Linked DNA regions of Homo sapiens: region 1 is linked to region 2. The links are chromatin loops, found by intact Hi-C in ENCODE. Cell type or tissue: ascending aorta. All regions are shown on one strand.

Region 1 (8,000 bases), 88 kb before region 2:
CAGGGCCGGGCGTGGTGGCTCACACCTGTAATCCCAGCACTTTGGAGTCTGAGGCGGGCGGATCACCTGAGGTTGGGAGTTCAAGACCAGCCTGACCAACATGGAGAAACCCCGTCTCTACTAAAAATACAAAATTAGTCAGGCGTGGTGGTGCATGCCTGTAATCCCAGCTACTCGGGAGGCTGAGGCAGGAGAATCACTTGAACCCAGGAGGCAGAGTTTGCAGTGAGCCGAGATCACGCCATTGCACTCCAGCCTGGGCAACAACAGCGAAACTCCATCTCAAAACAAACAAACAAACAAACAAACAAACAAACAAACAAACAAAAAGATGTTGGTCAGGACTGCAGTCATCTGAAGGCTGGGAAGGATTCACTTCCAAGATCACTCACACAGCTGTCCTTGGCAGACTTAATTTCTTGCCACTGGGCCCTCCCGGTAGGCTGCTAGGAACATAGCAGCTGGCTTGCCCCAGAGCGAATATGCCAAGAGACAGCAGGCAAGAGAAACCAAAATAGAAGCCATGGTGTCTTTTAGAACCTAATTTTGGAAGTGACATACTATCACCTCTGCCATATTCTATTGCTGACACAGGCCAACCCTGGTACGATGTGAGAGGGAATATGAATTCTAGGAGGGAGGAAACATTGGGGTCCTTTTCAGAAAGGAGATACCACAAAACATATTTTTAAATGTTACTTATAAAACAAAATACGATCAACACCCATGAGCCCATCACTCACGAGAACTAGAAATCATATAACTTGCATCGTCCTATATGTGCCTTTTCCTCCACCCCTCTGCCTCCCTGTGGAAGAGGTAATTGCCATTTAAATTTGTGTTTATCGTTCCCTTGCTTTTTAAAAATTTTGCCACATCGGTACATATGTCGAAACAACATTTGTTGTTAGTTTTGCATTTGGATCTTTATAGAATTGATTGGCTCCATGAGTCAGGGGTCTGAGCCCCACTTGCTCAGGGCACCCTCATTCACTCTCCAAGCTTCTATAAAATGCTTCCCTCTTATTCCCCAACTCTGGTAGCTGCTTCTTGCCTTTCTTCTTTCTGGGTGACCTCAGCATTCTTTATTTATCCATTCTCTTGTCTCTCAATCCTTTTCTCCCCAAGGCTAGCCATAGAATCCCTCTTCCCCACCAAGTCATTGAAACCAGCACCTTTTCCCCAAAGCCAGCCATAAAACCAAAAATCATTAATCTAACTTTGCCTCTGCCTTTCTGTGTAAAAACTGGTCATAAAGAAATTACCTGACCTGCCTTGTTTGACTATGGGTTATAAGACCCCCATTCCAGAGAGGGTCCTGCCCCACATTCAGAAGGAAGGAATGCAGGAATGCGTGCTCTGAGAGGCCAAGAAGAATCTAGACAGACCGGCCCTGCTGGGATTCCCCACTCAGTCTGTTAGCGTTAGATCGTACTCTTTTTGTCCAATCATACTTTTTTTTTTTTTTTTTCCTGAGACAGAGTTTCACTCATTGCCCAGGCTGGAGTGCAATAGTGCAGTCTCGGCTCACTGCAACCTCCGCCTCCTGGGTTCAAGCAAGTCTCCTGTCTCAGCCTCCTGAGTAGCTGGGATTACAGGCATGTACCACCACACCCGGCTAATGTTGTATTTTCAGTAGAGATGGGGTTTCTCCATGTTGGTCAGGCTGGTCTCGAACTCCTGACCTCAGGTGATCCGCCTGCCTTGGCCTCCCAAAGTGCTGGGCTTACAGGAATGAGCTACCATGCCTGGCTTTTTTTTTTTTTTTTTTTTTTTTGAGATGGAGTTTAGCTCTTGTTTCCCAGGCTGGAGTGCAATGGCGCAATCTCGGCTCACTGCCACCTCCGCCTCCCGGGTTCAAGGGATTCTCCTGCCTCAGCCTCTGGAGTAGCTGGGATTGCAGGCATGTGCCACCATGCCCAGCTAATTTTGTATTTTTAGTAGAGACGGGGTTTCTCCATGTTGGTCAGGCCCAGTCTTGAACTCCCGACCTCAGGTGATCCACCAACCTGGCCTCCCAAAGTGCTGGGATTACAGGTGTGAGCCACCGTGCCCAGCCTGTCCAGTCACATTTCTACATAGCTGTCCATACTTTGTTGAACCTCAGCATAAAAATGGACAATTTCCTCTGTATCTTTTGGGTCTTTATTCTGAAGTCTGCCATGTACACATTAAATCTGTTTGTCTACTTTTTCTCTCACTAATCTGCCTCTTGTCAGTGATTTTCAGCAAAACTTCAAAGGACGAAGGGGAAATGTTCCCTTGTCCCTGCAATTTGTACAAACACTGTTAATCCGTATCCTCTCCCTGAGGCTTGTGTGGCCAGGAGGTGAACCCAGGGGCCTGGGAGAGGAAGGCACAGAGGCTGGCAGTGGGAGGGCCCTCACACCCATGATGCCAGTGCAGTTCAGCCACAGGTGCTTTTGTTCCCCAGGGAAGTATTCAGCTGGCCCCTCCTGAGGAAGGCTCACTTAGACAGGAACACTTTTGCACCCGGCTGCTTCTGTTGGTCCAGGGAAGACCCTGTATGCCCTCCTCATGGTAAGGATTTCATGTTGTAAGGACTTTGTCAGCACCCTGCTGCACACAACAGATGTTGGCAGAGCTTCTTTCCTTTCTCTGCCCCCACTTTCACCAAGCCAGTTCTTTTGGAAGGTGGAAATAAATGAAAGAAACAAACTCCCAGGCAAGTCGCAGTGCTCTGATCGCCGTCCTTATGAACAGAGCATTAATTAGTTGCTCACTCGCAGAAAGGAAAAGTTAATTACCTACCATGGAAACTTTAAAAAGAAAAAAAGGAAACATGAGTTTAAATTTTAATTAGGGCCCTTGCATGGTGGGAATAGAAAGGAGCTGGTTCTAATTGTGGGCATTTAAGGCAAGAGCCTTTTGTCCCTTTGTGCACCTCCTGTGCTCACCACCTCCCCACCAGACCTCCAGCCTGAACCTCCTCTCAGAATAGGCAGAGAAAATGAATGTGGAGGGGCCAGAGCACCCCCACTAGGACTCTGGTCATTGCCCCTTAGGGAGCTGTTCAAGGGCAGGGATTGAGAAACACAGGACAGGGTTCACTGCCCCAAATGACCTTCCTTACTGCTCACTGCTGCTTAAAATGTCAGCACCGGAAGAGTGGCAGATGCTGCTGTGTGCGGACCCCCTCCAGAAATGCAGGACACATTCCCCACCCTCAGGGAGCACAGCCAGCCCCTTCCAGGACTGCCCTAGATCACACCACCTGCCCAGGCCAGCCTGCACCCAATGACAGATCAATATATACTATGAACACCCAGCCTGCTCTCCCCAGTTTGAGACAACTCTGAAGGTCATTCCAGCTCCCAAGCTCCCTGCAGGGTCAGCTGGGACTGTTGTTCAGACTGCAGTGCAGCTCAACTTCTCCCTCTGTCCAATCTCACTGCTGTTGCCCCTCTCTTCCACAAGGGATCATCCCAAGAGAACTCCCTAACAAATGTCCTGAACACTTATCTCCGTCTCAGAGTTTGCTTCTTGAGGATCCTAGCTTGTGGCACAGATTTACAGTGAACAGTGTTAAAGTGCTATGGGAGGGATATGCATTGAGCAGTTTACATTTTATACAATCGTCAAGTTAAGGGACTATCAGAAGGCATGTAATCCAGTCCAATAGAGCACTCCCAGCTTAGCATTTGACCCAGCTAAGGCTGCCTTGATCTGAGCACTGACAGTGACAAGGACTCATCCTCTCACAGAACAGCCCTTTTGGTGCCTACACAGCTCCAACTGCTAGAAGGCTCTTCTCACACCGGTCGGCTTCTGCCAGGCAGAGCCACAGAGCAAGGGTCTATGTGTCTGCCAGGCCCATGCCAGGCTGTGAGGAAGACAGGATGCTGTAGACCCTGTCTCTGCCCCCTGGACAGATGAGGTCCAGAGTGAGGAAGTGAACAGGGGCCTGGCTCCCAGCACCCTCAACAGTCCTGGGGACATGCATTTGTTCCGCATTCAGAGTTCCGTACTGCCCCCTGTATGATGGGGCCATCAAGCATACAGTAGGACAATACCCAGTGACCTGGACACCGCCTCTGTAAGTAGCCTGGTCACATGCAGGGTCATTTCCAGGTGCTTTTGATAAGTTTGGTATCCACCGGGGGCTCCTTCAAAGGCATCTCCAGCCTGACCCTGGGCTCCCCTTATAGCAGCCTAGGCCTCAAGTTGGAGACCAATTAAGCTGAGGTTGTGTCAACCCCTTAGCTGCTTGCTTGCTAAGGAATTAGCAGTGCCCAGGGACTCCCTGTATGACATCGCTTTGACCAAGCCAACTCGCGGGCCCTGTTGTTGCTCTGGCCTAGCCGCAGCTAGATGGCACTGTCCCATCACGCCAGGCACCTGCCCTGCCTGGCCAGCCAGGCTCACTAAGCACCCAACCTTGTGACTACAGGAATGCAGAGGGGCCACACAAGGTTTCTGGACCCCAGCCCCAGATTTTTACTAAGGTAACTGTCACAGTCCATTGGAGACACTGCCCACCCTTCCTCCAGGGCTCAGAGAATTATTTGTTCATTCAACAAATATTTACTGAGCTCCTACTACTTGTTACGACTACTGGACTCCAGAGCAGGTACAGGAGATAAGGCCATGAGCACTGAAGACACTTTCCTGCCCTGCCTGGAGATAACAGACCAACTAGGGAGTCAGAAACACATGTAAATTCACATACCTGGGAAGTATTTCAAAGGACAGGATAGGATGCAGGGTGGGGGAGAGGGGGTGTTGGACAGGCCATCCTGTTCTGCTCTGAGAGGCTAGGGGATGTGGGGGGTTCTGAGAGAGTGGCCTCTGCACTAAAGTTTGAAGGAGAGTCCAAGTTCACCAGACAGAGGAGGTGTCCTGGGAAGGGCTTCTGCACCCAGAAGGGTGCAGATTTAAACTTTGTCAGCCAGACGTGGTGGCTCATGCCTGTAATCCTAGCACTTTGGGAGGCTGAGGTAGGCGGATCACTTGATGTCAGGAGTTTGAGACCATCCTGGCCGATATGATGAAACTCCACCTGTACTAAAAATACAAAAATTAGCTGGGCATGGTGGCACGTGCCTGTAGTCCCAGCTACTCGGGAGGCTGAGGCAGGAGAATTGCTTGAACCCAGGAGCAGAGGTTGCAGTGAGCTGACATTGCGCCACTGCCCTCCAGCTTGGGGGACAAGAGCGAAACTCTGTCTCAAAAAAAAAAAAATTGTCAGAAGAGATTCGAGTCAGATTCATGGAAGAACATATAGGCTGAGGGTGGTGAGAGTGAAAGGGGATGGGGGTGTCTGCCAACTCCATAGGGTCACTTCCAGCTCTGAGGATGGGAAAGGAAGGGCAAGCCCAGGTGGGCACCAGCCACATTAGACATGCTCTGTGACACCAGCTGAGGTTGGCCATTGCCATTTAGAGAGAGAGAGCACTAGCGAACTGCAGGCAGGAAACCCAGATTGTGAGGGGCCAGAAGGGCTGGGAGACGCCCAGAAGATCCAGACGAGTGGGCACCAGGAGGGGGAAGGAGTGCTCCCTTCTGGGGGCTCCATGGAGCCAGGTTGTAGCTTTCTCCAAGCAGGGCCCACAGGACAGGCAGGGAGTGGAGAGGAGGGCAGGACTGTGGGCTGGTTCAGGCTATAGGACCCACAGACAGACAAATGAGTACAAATGAGACACAAAGAAGCAGGCAGGGGCAGGGCACCGTGGCTCACACCTGTAATCCCAGCACTTTGGGAGGCCAAAGCGGGCGGATCACCTGAGGTCAGGAGTTAGAGATGAGCCTGGCCAACATGGTGAAACCCCATCTCTACTAAAAATACAAAAAATTAGCCAGGCTCAGTGGTGAGCACCTATAATCCCAGCTACTTGGGAGGCTGAGGCATGAGAATTGCTTGAACCCGGAGGCAGAGGTTGCAGTGAGCTGAGATGGTGCCACTGCACTCCAGCCTGGGTGACAAAGCAAGACTCTGTTTCAAAAAAAAAAGAAGCCAGCAGGACTTCCTTAGTCTCAGGTGGACTCTCCTGAGCCCCACACAGCAGAACGCTTCATCCGCTTGTCGTGGCACCCAAAGACTTTTCCTCCCCTGACACCTCCATCCCTACCCCATAAGAGCCCCCCCCCGCCCCTCCCTGGGCTGTTCCTCTGGGGCATCTACAACAACCAGAGCCTTCCAGGTAGTCCACACAAAAGTCTCTCCAGGTCTTATGTGGGCCGGAGCTAGGGGCGAGGGCAGGAAAGCCTCAGCCCCAGGGAAGAGGCCGCCATCTGTCAACCCTGGATGAGATGTGCACCAGCCTGAAAGCAGAGGAAGGGACAAAATGACCTCGGGAGCCTTCCAGCCCCAGAGCTGCCATTGGCTTGCTGGATGAAGGACATTAAATATTTGGCAAGTGCTCAGCAAGAATAGATGGGAGAACCCATAGCCAGGACCTCAAACCAGGGACTAGGAGAGGGCAGGGCCCTCTGCCTCACCCTGGCTGGGCCTGTTCCCTCATTAGGACCCAGGCACTGTCAATTACCACCAGGCATGGTGAAGAGGAAAACCAATCTATAGGGAGATGTGCCCTCTCCAAAACGTTATGGCAGGGACAGTAAGGAAATGTTGTTTCCCAAGCCAAGGTTCAGGCCTATTTGAAGGTTTAATGTGGTAAAAGGTCTGGGGTGGGCTGGGAAGAGGAGGGCTAAATAATTCAGAAAGCAAATGGAGAAGTGGCTGTTGATGATGCTGACCGAGGCTTGTGTAACTGGCTGGGCTCAGCAGCATCCTCAGGCTCCTGGGAGAAAGGGCACAAGTGGGGATTTGGGGAGACAGAGGCAGGAGTGAGCACACAGCCGGCCGGTAGAATAGCTTGACAGGTTTTGCTTCTCAAGGCACTTTCACAAGCCCCCTCCTCCCCAGGGCCCTATGAGGCAAGCAGGGCAGGTAAGGAGACTCTGGAGGCTGACCCCCCAGGCCTGCAGCCCAGGACCTCATGAGCAGCACAGCCCAGACAGGAAGTCCTCCCACTGCGTGGGGTCCTTACTTTCACACCACTTTCCTCTCTTCCACCTCCTGATCCCTGGGACAGTCCTGTGAGATACGTCAAGGATCGCTGAGCCTGGAGTAGCCAAAAGACCTGGGTTTTGAGCATGGTTTTGGCACAGCTAAGGTGTGTGATCTCGAGCAAGTTCTGTTCCCTCTCTGGACCTGCATAGACTTCTCACTTCTTTTTTTTTTTTTTTTTTTTTTAGACAGAGTTTCGCTCCCATTGCCCAGGCTGGAGTGCAATGGCTCAATCTCGGCTCACCACAACCTCTGCCTCTTGGGTTCAAGTGATTCTCCTGCCTCAGCCTCCTTAGTAGCTGGGATTACAGGCGCCCGCCACCACGCCTAGCTAATTTTGTATTTTTAGTAGATACAGGGTTTCTCCATGTTGGTCAGGCTGGTCTTGAACTCCTGACCTCAGGTGATCTGCTTGCCTCAGCCTCCCAAAGTGCTGGGATTACAGGTGTGAGCCACCATGTCCGGCCCTCACCTCTTTTTTATGATAAAAATGTGAAGATTGATATCTGAGGTCTCTTCTAGCTTTCATAGTCTCTGGTTCTAAGCCCAATGAGCAGATAAGAACATCAAGGTTTAGCCCGTAGGTGGGATAAATAGGGAAAAGGCCTCTTCCAGTTGCTTTTACTCCTATCTCTTGCCTCCCTTTTCACTCAGCTCAACCCAGGAACATGAGAAGAAAGTGCCACCTTGCCCTATCTGCACCCCGGAGACCTATGGGGAGGAGAATCCTGTCTTCTGGCTCCTTCTCTTGTCTGGACCCAAAAGCAGGAAGCCCATCAGTGTTTAATGAAGCCAGGACCAACCTAATTATCAGGGGCGCTTGTGTTAATAAGCACCTTTCAATCCATGCAGGGAGCTAATACAGACAGAATAAAAAGGGAAGAAAAGTCATTAGCTTGAAATGTCTGGGCCCCTACCTGGGCTGAGCCCCATGAAGTCATTATGGGTAGTTACGGGCTCTAACCACCAC
Region 2 (8,000 bases):
GATGGTAGGGAGGGGTCTAAGAATCACAGCTGTCATCTCTCTGGCCTTGGGAGGGAGCTGAGGGTCAAGGAAGGAGCAGAACCTGACAGATTCCTGCTGGAAGAGGCACGTGGGAGATACCTGAGGCCCTGATCCTCTTTGCTTCCACCTCCTACCCACTATGGCACCTGCTTCCTGGACTCACATGGAGCTGGCTTGGCTTAGCATCCCTTGCCCCCATTCCCACACCAGAGGGCTGGAATGGGGACACTCCAGGTCCCTGAGCCTTTGAAGGCCACAGCCTCCAATAGCTTTCCATTTCTCCCTAAGAACCTCTCTTCCCTCACCTCTCTAAAGGGAGGCAGAACTGAAACATATAGGATGGTGGGGCCCCGGAAGGACAGAGACCCCTGAGTCCTAGCTCCTAGGAGCGAGAGCATAAGGGGAATCTGGAGGAACACAGAGAAGAGGTGCCAGTTCCCAGGGGATGGGTGTGCTCCCTGGGCTGAGCTTCCCACTCTTCTAGATGTGCCTCTTTCCTGAGTAGAGATCTCTTCTCCCTGCCCTCCAGGAACCCTCCTTTTGACCATCACAAATGCAGCTTTGTCTTCTCTCAGGTGATCCTATTTCCCTCTGAGCTGCAACATCCTCCAATCCAACTCAGGCATCTCTCCTAGGAACCCCAAGGCCCAAAAGACCTTGGTGGGGTGGGGAGCAGAGGGGTGGGGGTGTTCATTTGGGCTCTCATCCCTGGCATTCTATTCCCTCCCTCCCTGAAACAGCTGGACATAGAAGCTTCTGGGATGTGTTTTTCGACTTCCATGCTCCTGCCTCAATTTCCTAGCCTATTTTTCCTAAATCCCAATCCAGGGGTTTAGTGAGGCTGAGTTAGCAGCCTGCATTACAAGGGTTTGAGGATGTGAACCACAAGAATCTTCAACCTTTCTTCACCTTCTCTCCCCACAAACCCCCCTAACGCCTACTCATTCCTCCACATTCTGAGCCCCCACACCTGGGACCTACCTGGTCCACGGTGATGCCCACTGGTTCGATCTGCTGGCCTGAAGTCTTCCTTGCCACTGAGCCAGGGACCAGCACTCCGAAAGACAGACTTTGGGAGGGAGCGGCCAGCTTGGGTGCTGTCTAGTCCGGAGCCCTGTCCCCTTCACCAAGTTGCTGCGCCCCCGGGACAGCGGGGTTCTGGTCAGGTTGGCATCATCCGCAGGGCGGGCCGGGCTCTGGGCACAGGGGAGCTCTGGGCCCGGCCCCGCCAGCTCTGCAGAACTCAGCCGGGTTTTTTCCAAGGTTCCTGCCGGCAGGCCGGGGAGCGCGCAGCCGCCGCCGCAACCGCCGCCTCGCCCCGGGCTACCCCCGCTCCTCCAGCCCCGCGTGGGCGCCGCCGCCTCCTTCGGGACAGTGCCAGGCGCTCGGCTGAACGGATGGGCACAGCCGAGACGCAGCGGCCCCTGGCGGCCGAGGGCAAGAGGAAGGGAGAGAGGACATCCGGCACCCGCAGGTTCAGTGAGGATGGACACCTCCGTGGTGGCAACTCAGAGGAGGTCCCTCAAAACCCTGAAGGTCTTGTGGCCCCCAGTGCCCTGGCTCAGGGGAGGTGGAGGTGCTGGGGGGAAAGGAGCTGGGAGTGAGGAGTGATTGACTAGACCCTCAGGGTTTTTGAGCTTTGAAGATTGCAGAACTGCATTGTCCAATACGGTAGCCACTAGTGGCATGTTGATATTTAAATTTAAATCTAAATTAATTAAATAAAACTTAAAATTCAGTTCCTCATTAGTAGGCACCATATTTCAAATGCTCAATAGCCACACGAAGATAGGGACTGCTGTATTGGACAGAGCAGATGTAGAACATTCCCGTCAGTGCACAAAGTTCTGTTCAGCAGCACTCTTCTAGAATGATATTTAGGAGGGAATAGTAAATATCTCTTCCTCTCCCAGGAGTGGTGCTCTCAGGGGCTGGGAGGGCTAGAGGAAGTATGAGGGTGTGGGCATTAGGCAGGAGGACAGTAGTAGGCTATGAATGGTCCCTATGGATGTTAAGTGTGAATACCAACATGGGAACCAAATTCTGAGACCTAGTTTCTTGTTTCTCTTTCTTTCTTCCTTCCTTCCTTCTCTTTCTTTCATTCTTTTTCTTTTCTTTTTTATTTATTTATTTTTTGGGGACAGGATCTCATCACTCTGTCACCCAGATCTTGGTTCATTGTAATCTCCACCTCCTGGGATCAAATGATCCTCCCATGTCAGCCACCTGAGTAGCTGGGACTATAGGGGTAGTCTGTAGTGCACTACCAAGCCAGGGTTAATTTTCTGTATTTTTTGTAGAGACAGGGTTTTGCTATGTTGCCCAGGCTGGTCTTGAACTCCTGGACTCAACTGATCCATCCACCATGGCCTCTCAAAGTGCTGGGATTACAGGTGTGAGCCACCACTCCTGGCCTGAGACCCAGTTTCTTTATCAGAAAAATTGTAATGTAATTAATTGCAACTGAATAATTCTTTACAGAGATCTGTTTTGGATGCGAATGTATTAGACAAATGAGAGGAAGTGGTGTTCTGTGAATTTGAAGGGACTTTCCTCTTAGTTTAAGAGGCCTTTGGGTTTAGGGTGATGTGAAGGGGAGAGACAAGGCAGAAGATGACCAGTTCTGGGCCCTGAGCCACCACTGTGGCCTGAGATAAAGGGGCCTGTCTTGAGGCTGTCCAGTCCCCCTCCTTGGTTCAAGCTTCACACTCCCCCAGCAGGGCCAGCCACTAAGCAGAGTCTCACTCTTCACAGAGAAAAACATCCCACAAGTCTGCTTCTTCATACCCCATCCCCTTTTCTCTCTCACTTTCCGCTGCCTCAGGGATGAGTAGAGGTGATGACCTCACCAGGTTCTGGGGCAGTCTGAGGATGGAGGAGGCATAATGGTGCCAGGAATAGGAGGTGAGAGGTTCAGGGAGGAGGAGCCTTAGGATTAGGCCATGGCTGGGGGCTGTTCTGGAGCCCCAGGGAGCTGTTATTCTCCCTGCTGATCATCTGGTGCTGGGGCTGGGGGGGTCTCTTGGCTTAGCTTTGCGGACAGCTTGCAGCCACACCATGGTGGGTGCTAGAAAGGGCAGGGAATAGGGAGCTGGGTGACACGAAGAAGTGGTAAGTAAACTGTCCCAGAAACACTGAATAATAAAAACAACCAGGAGTTATATTTGTTTCTTCAGTTGCTGGCTTGCTGCTGCTGTTATTTATCTGAGAGTTGGTTCCAGTTTTTCTCAAATAGCAGGGGAAAACCTATAGAAGCAGCCTGTTCTTTGTCCCCGTCTTCTTTTGCTGCTCTATTTGCCTTGGGGTCTGTTTTTTTTCTCTCCTGTGACTTCTTTTCCTCTGTCTCTCTCTGCCTAAAGCTCAGGTGTAACAAAGCAGGCATAGTAAGTCTACCAACCTGAAGGACCACTGTGGGATCTTTATTTGGAAGCTGCCAAGAAAGTCATCCCTTCTGGGGACACAGTTTAGCCTGGGGAACAAAGTGGTATGTGGTCAGGAAGCACCTGGCCGACAGAGCCCAGAAAAGTTCCAGCCGTGAACTGGGTGCCGTAGTCCCTGATGGCTACTTCCAACTTGCTTGAGGGCCACAACGGCGTTGTCCCCATTTGAGATGTGTGGATGGGTGGTGTCTGTGGATACCTAGCGATCAACTTTCTGATAGGAGGTTTAGAGACAGAGCTCTTGTGGCATCAGGTCAGTACCACCCTCTCCCAGAGGGGAGAAGTTAGGAAGAACGGGCAGCCAACCAGGCATTGGGCTCTGTCCTGGTCTTCCAGTGAGTGTGCTTTTACTCTTCTTAGGCAAGGGCTTAGCCTGGCCTCTGTCTCCCCCTGGCGGTAGACACAGAACTTGCTCAGCATTCCCGGACTGCTCTCAGCCCTGGCCCTAAGAGAAGGATGGGAGGGGAGGAACCCCCACTCCTCTCTCTGCCATTGATCTCCTTTCTAGCCCTTCCTCCCTGATCCGGAGAAGTAAGCTTGGTTCTTAAGACAGAGCAGGTTTGAATGTCAGGAGGCCGACATAGGTGTGAATCTTTCACTTGACCGTGTGACCTCCTGGGGCAAGTCACGGTAAAATGACAGGAAGCGTCCCGTCCTGCCTCATCCGTGAAACTGACAGAAAAAAAACCATCTTGAAGGATTGGTGTGCAGTATAAATAACCTAATACTGTATGGAACGTGCTTTGTAAAGGGTCTAGTATGCAGTACTTCTTCAATAAATAGTATTTGTTATGTTGTTATTATCCTATTAATAGCTTGTCCTGCTGTGGTCAGGGAAGGTCTGCATTGTGGGAAAGACCTGGGTTCTGAGAGAGAAAGGAGGGTGGGAGTAGCAACCGCTCTCCCAGATCTAGAGGTGGTCTTCACGGGGAACAGCGCATCAGGAGCCCAGGAATCTACCCCGGCTCCTGATTCCGGGGTGGTCGGCTGCAGCCTGCGTCATTAATCCCGCAACCCCACCCGGTACCAGCTTGCCCGCTCTCGCTCCAGCAGCCCCATCCAGAGGTGGTGTCACACCTGGCGCCTCATACCCAGCGGCTCCCAAGCGCCTGTTTTGCTCTGAGGTCATTAGCTCCATGGCTCTCTGGGCTGGCTGGCCACACCGAACCGAGAGCGAGGAGACCGCACCCCCTTGTCCCTCAGCCCCCGTCACAATGGAGACATTCTAGCTGTGTCTAATCTAGCGCACGGCTGAAATAAGGTTTCCTTCTCTCCGCCCCCTTCCCACAGCAACAGAACCTACCCCTAAGAAACGGAGGCGGGGCCAAGCCGGAATGGGGCGGGGCAGAGGCCGGGGACCCGTGGGCCGGTTCCTGGGGTGGCCCAGAGCAAGGGCAAGTTTCGCCCGGGACCCGCCCAGCTGGCCGGGAGCCAGTAGCAGGGAAGGGCCGGCTGGCGCGAGCACCGCCCACGCGGAGCCATGGGGGCGGGGCCTGGGCGGGGGCGGGGCCGCGGCCGAGGGCGGGGCAGGGAGGCAGCATGCTAAACCGGGTGCGCTCGGCCGTGGCGCACCTGGTGAGCTCCGGGGGCGCTCCGCCTCCGCGCCCCAAATCCCCGGACCTGCCCAACGCCGCCTCGGCGCCGCCCGCCGCCGCTCCAGAAGCGCCCAGGAGCCCTCCCGCGAAGGCTGGGAGCGGGAGCGCGACGCCCGCGAAGGCTGTTGAGGCTCGAGCGAGCTTCTCCAGACCGACCTTTCTGCAGCTGAGCCCCGGGGGGCTGCGACGCGCCGATGACCACGCGGGCCGGGCTGTGCAAAGCCCCCCGGACACGGGCCGCCGCCTGCCCTGGAGCACAGGCTACGCCGAGTGAGCGCCCCCTGGGGCACCCAAACCAGGATGGGGCTCCCACCCCTCTCCCCAGCTCCGCATCCCCGGCGCTAGGACGCGTTCCCCACGCCGCGTCCGGGCCAGGAGCTCCCTTTTCCGTGGACCTTTGCTATCCTCTGGTCTTCGGGCCGCACCCCCTCCCAACCCATTTTCCAGTGGGGGGCAGCCTGTGTCACCTTCTTCACGTCCTTCCCGCTCATTGACTGCCCTCGCCCACGCCGCCTCAGGACCCTGTTCTGCCCCAGAGCCCGGAGGGCGGAGAGCCCGGCGAAGGATGAGTTGGCCAGTTCCCCGTCGCGGCCCGGCAGCTTAAAGGCTAAGGGAAAAGGGGTTTCACGAAGGAGCGGGGTTCTTTTTAATAGGGGACATAGCGGTTGGGAAGACTCGCTCACCCGCTTCCCGGCTCCAGCGCCCCAGTTCCCTGTCCCTCTTACCGTAGTTCCCCTCCCCCTCCACACCCAGAAATAGCCCGCGACACCAGGAGGCCGCCAGCTTCCCCAGGAGCGGGGAGGGGGACGCCCGGGGTAGAGGAGGGTCCCATTTAGATGCCCTTCAGCCTGCCAACTCGTGCTGGCCTGGCAAAGAAGCGGACCCCCTGCCCGGAGCGGCCGGCTGGCCCCCGGGCTGTGTGTATTTTAAATGCATCTGCCGGGAACGCAGAGCACCGAGGGAGATGGGGGCGCTCAGTTCGCTGAGGAAGGTGGCTGGTGGCCCATGGACCCACCACCACCTCCCTTAGCCTCCTGTGTGGGAGGAGTTTATGGGTATGTGGCTCCTGCCCAGTCCAGGTGGGCTTTCACTTCTACTCTATTTCAGTTCCTCTTTCCCGATCTGGGCTGGAGAGCTTCCTCATTGTTAAGGCAGCAGAAACTTTCGCTGGATGGTTTTAGGATAAGGGTGGGTGTGCCCATGAGGATGAGGTGCTGGGGACAAGGCACTGGGAGAGTTGATAGTGGTTGAGGGTGGGATGTAGGGTCTAGCTAGCAGGGAAGTAAAACTTCTGCTACCAACTAGCCCCTCCCCCAGAAGCACCACTAGGAATGCCTTTTTCTTTTTTCTTTTTTTTTTGCCAGGGATGGGGGAAGTGAGGCAGGCAGGGGACATAGCGGTTGGCCAGAAGCTCCTGCTGGCCTTTCTGTGAAGTGGTAGGGCTGGCCACCCAAACAGTACTCCTTACACCTTGCCAGCCCTCCCTTCTCCTCCTCCCTCTGGCCTGGATCCCAGGTGGCTGTGACCTTTCTCAGCTTGGCCAGCGGGCGCAGGAGACGGTGTGTGTCTAAGGTGGGGGTTATTCCAGGACCTGGTCTGGTGTCCAACCTGATGTGGTCATTCTGGCCTGGCAGGGTCATCAATGCTGGCAAGAGTCGGCACAATGAGGACCAGGCTTGCTGTGAAGTGGTGTATGTGGAAGGTCGGAGGAGTGTTACAGGAGTACCTAGGGAGCCTAGCCGAGGCCAGGTAAGACCCATCCCCTTTCCCAGAGACACAGTGACACCTCTCCCCAGGGACTCAGGCCTCTGGTTTTAAATCTGAGCCATGCGGAAGACCTGATGAACTCACTGGCTATCTACCTTCTGGCACAGAACCTTTACCTGGTATTCATCAGTTAGATTCTACCATGTAAGCATGAATGTTACTTTCCCACCTAAAATGTAGAGGCTCACATATTTATGGATGATTTAATTGCCAGTGCTGAGTTTTGGATCTGTTATCCTCTGAGTTTGGGTTTTTGAGCCTTTCCTTTCTCTTGACACATACGAAGCCTTATGTGAATAAACCTAATTTGCCTTCAGTAGCAAACACTGACCTCTCAGATGTTTGTATGGATGCCCAGAGTCTTGTTATTCACCTTGCATAACACACACACACACACACACACACACACACACAAACAAAACTCACCTCCAACTTTTCCTCCACCAGGGACTCTGCTTCTACTACTGGGGCCTATTTGATGGGCATGCAGGGGGCGGAGCTGCTGAAATGGCCTCACGGCTCCTGCATCGCCATATCCGAGAGCAGCTAAAGGACCTGGTAGAGATACTTCAGGACCCTTCGCCACCACCCCTCTGCCTCCCAACCACTCCGGGGACCCCAGATTCCTCCGATCCCTCTCACTTGCTTGGCCCTCAGTCCTGCTGGTCTTCACAGAAGGAAGTGAGCCACGAGAGCCTGGTAGTGGGGGCCGTTGAGAATGCCTTCCAGCTCATGGTGAGTGGGTGACCTGGGCCAAGAGCCTGCTAGGCAACCACTCTGGCCAACTCTGTGTGGAAGCCAGAGGGGGTTACCCTGAGAACCCACAACACCTTTGAGAGCCTGAGCAGAGCTTGGTTCAGAGGGGAGGGAGAAGGGGCAGTTACACCCCAGTCTTCCCTCCTGTCTTCCAGTGTAGCCTGGCTGGGCCAGTTGATTTCTACGGGTGGAGGGGGTAGGGGGAGGGTGACTGTGTGCTGGAACCTCTCCTTCTACCCACCTCTGACCCTTCCTTATGTGGCAGGATGAGCAGATGGCCCGGGAGCGGCGTGGCCACCAAGTGGAGGGGGGCTGCTGTGCACTGGTTGTGATCTACCTGCTAGGCAAGGTGTACGTGGCCAATGCAGGCGATAGCAGGTATGGGGGAGGGGGCTCCAAGGTGGCGACAGAGGGCCACACT

What was found. A loop is a pair of places that touch in the nucleus more often than their neighbours do. Peaks named below come from ENCODE experiments on the same cell type or tissue, not always from the same donor. Only the 100,000 strongest peaks of a DNase experiment are listed, where the experiment ranks them.
Region 1: it touches region 2 in a loop (10-fold over the local background); 104 of 110 quality-filtered maps call a loop at or near these places.

The regions. Positions count from the first base shown.
Region 1 is chr1:112,800,695-112,808,694 of GRCh38, reverse strand. No RefSeq gene overlaps it. Among named protein-coding and RNA genes, the nearest start is that of LINC01357, 45 kb to the left of the region's middle. RefSeq lists a silencer at 4,262-4,411 and enhancers at 4,522-4,571, 5,048-5,548, 5,549-6,049. In ascending aorta, a CTCF peak has its summit at 4,328; a DNase peak (open chromatin) is centred at 4,305.
Region 2 is chr1:112,712,302-112,720,301 of GRCh38, reverse strand. PPM1J (protein phosphatase, Mg2+/Mn2+ dependent 1J) reads left to right here and starts at 4,970. Exons shown (of 10, transcript NM_005167.7): 1 at 4,970-5,326; 2 at 6,691-6,805; 3 at 7,271-7,558; 4 at 7,845-7,957. The coding sequence starts at 5,001. It overlaps TAFA3 (TAFA chemokine like family member 3), which reads right to left and starts at 1,397. Exons shown (of 6, transcript NM_182759.3): 1 at 1,003-1,397. It overlaps PPM1J-DT (PPM1J divergent transcript), which reads right to left and starts at 4,691. Exons shown (of 2, transcript XR_947714.4): 1 at 4,539-4,691; 2 at 2,506-3,851. RefSeq lists silencers at 1,288-1,337, 4,630-5,419 and enhancers at 4,621-4,915, 5,880-5,939. In ascending aorta, CTCF peaks have their summits at 1,451 (motif pointing left) and 3,860 (motif pointing left); DNase peaks (open chromatin) are centred at 1,411, 3,851, 4,801, 5,531 and 3 weaker places; H3K4me3 peaks cover 3,596 bases; H3K27ac peaks cover 2,620 bases.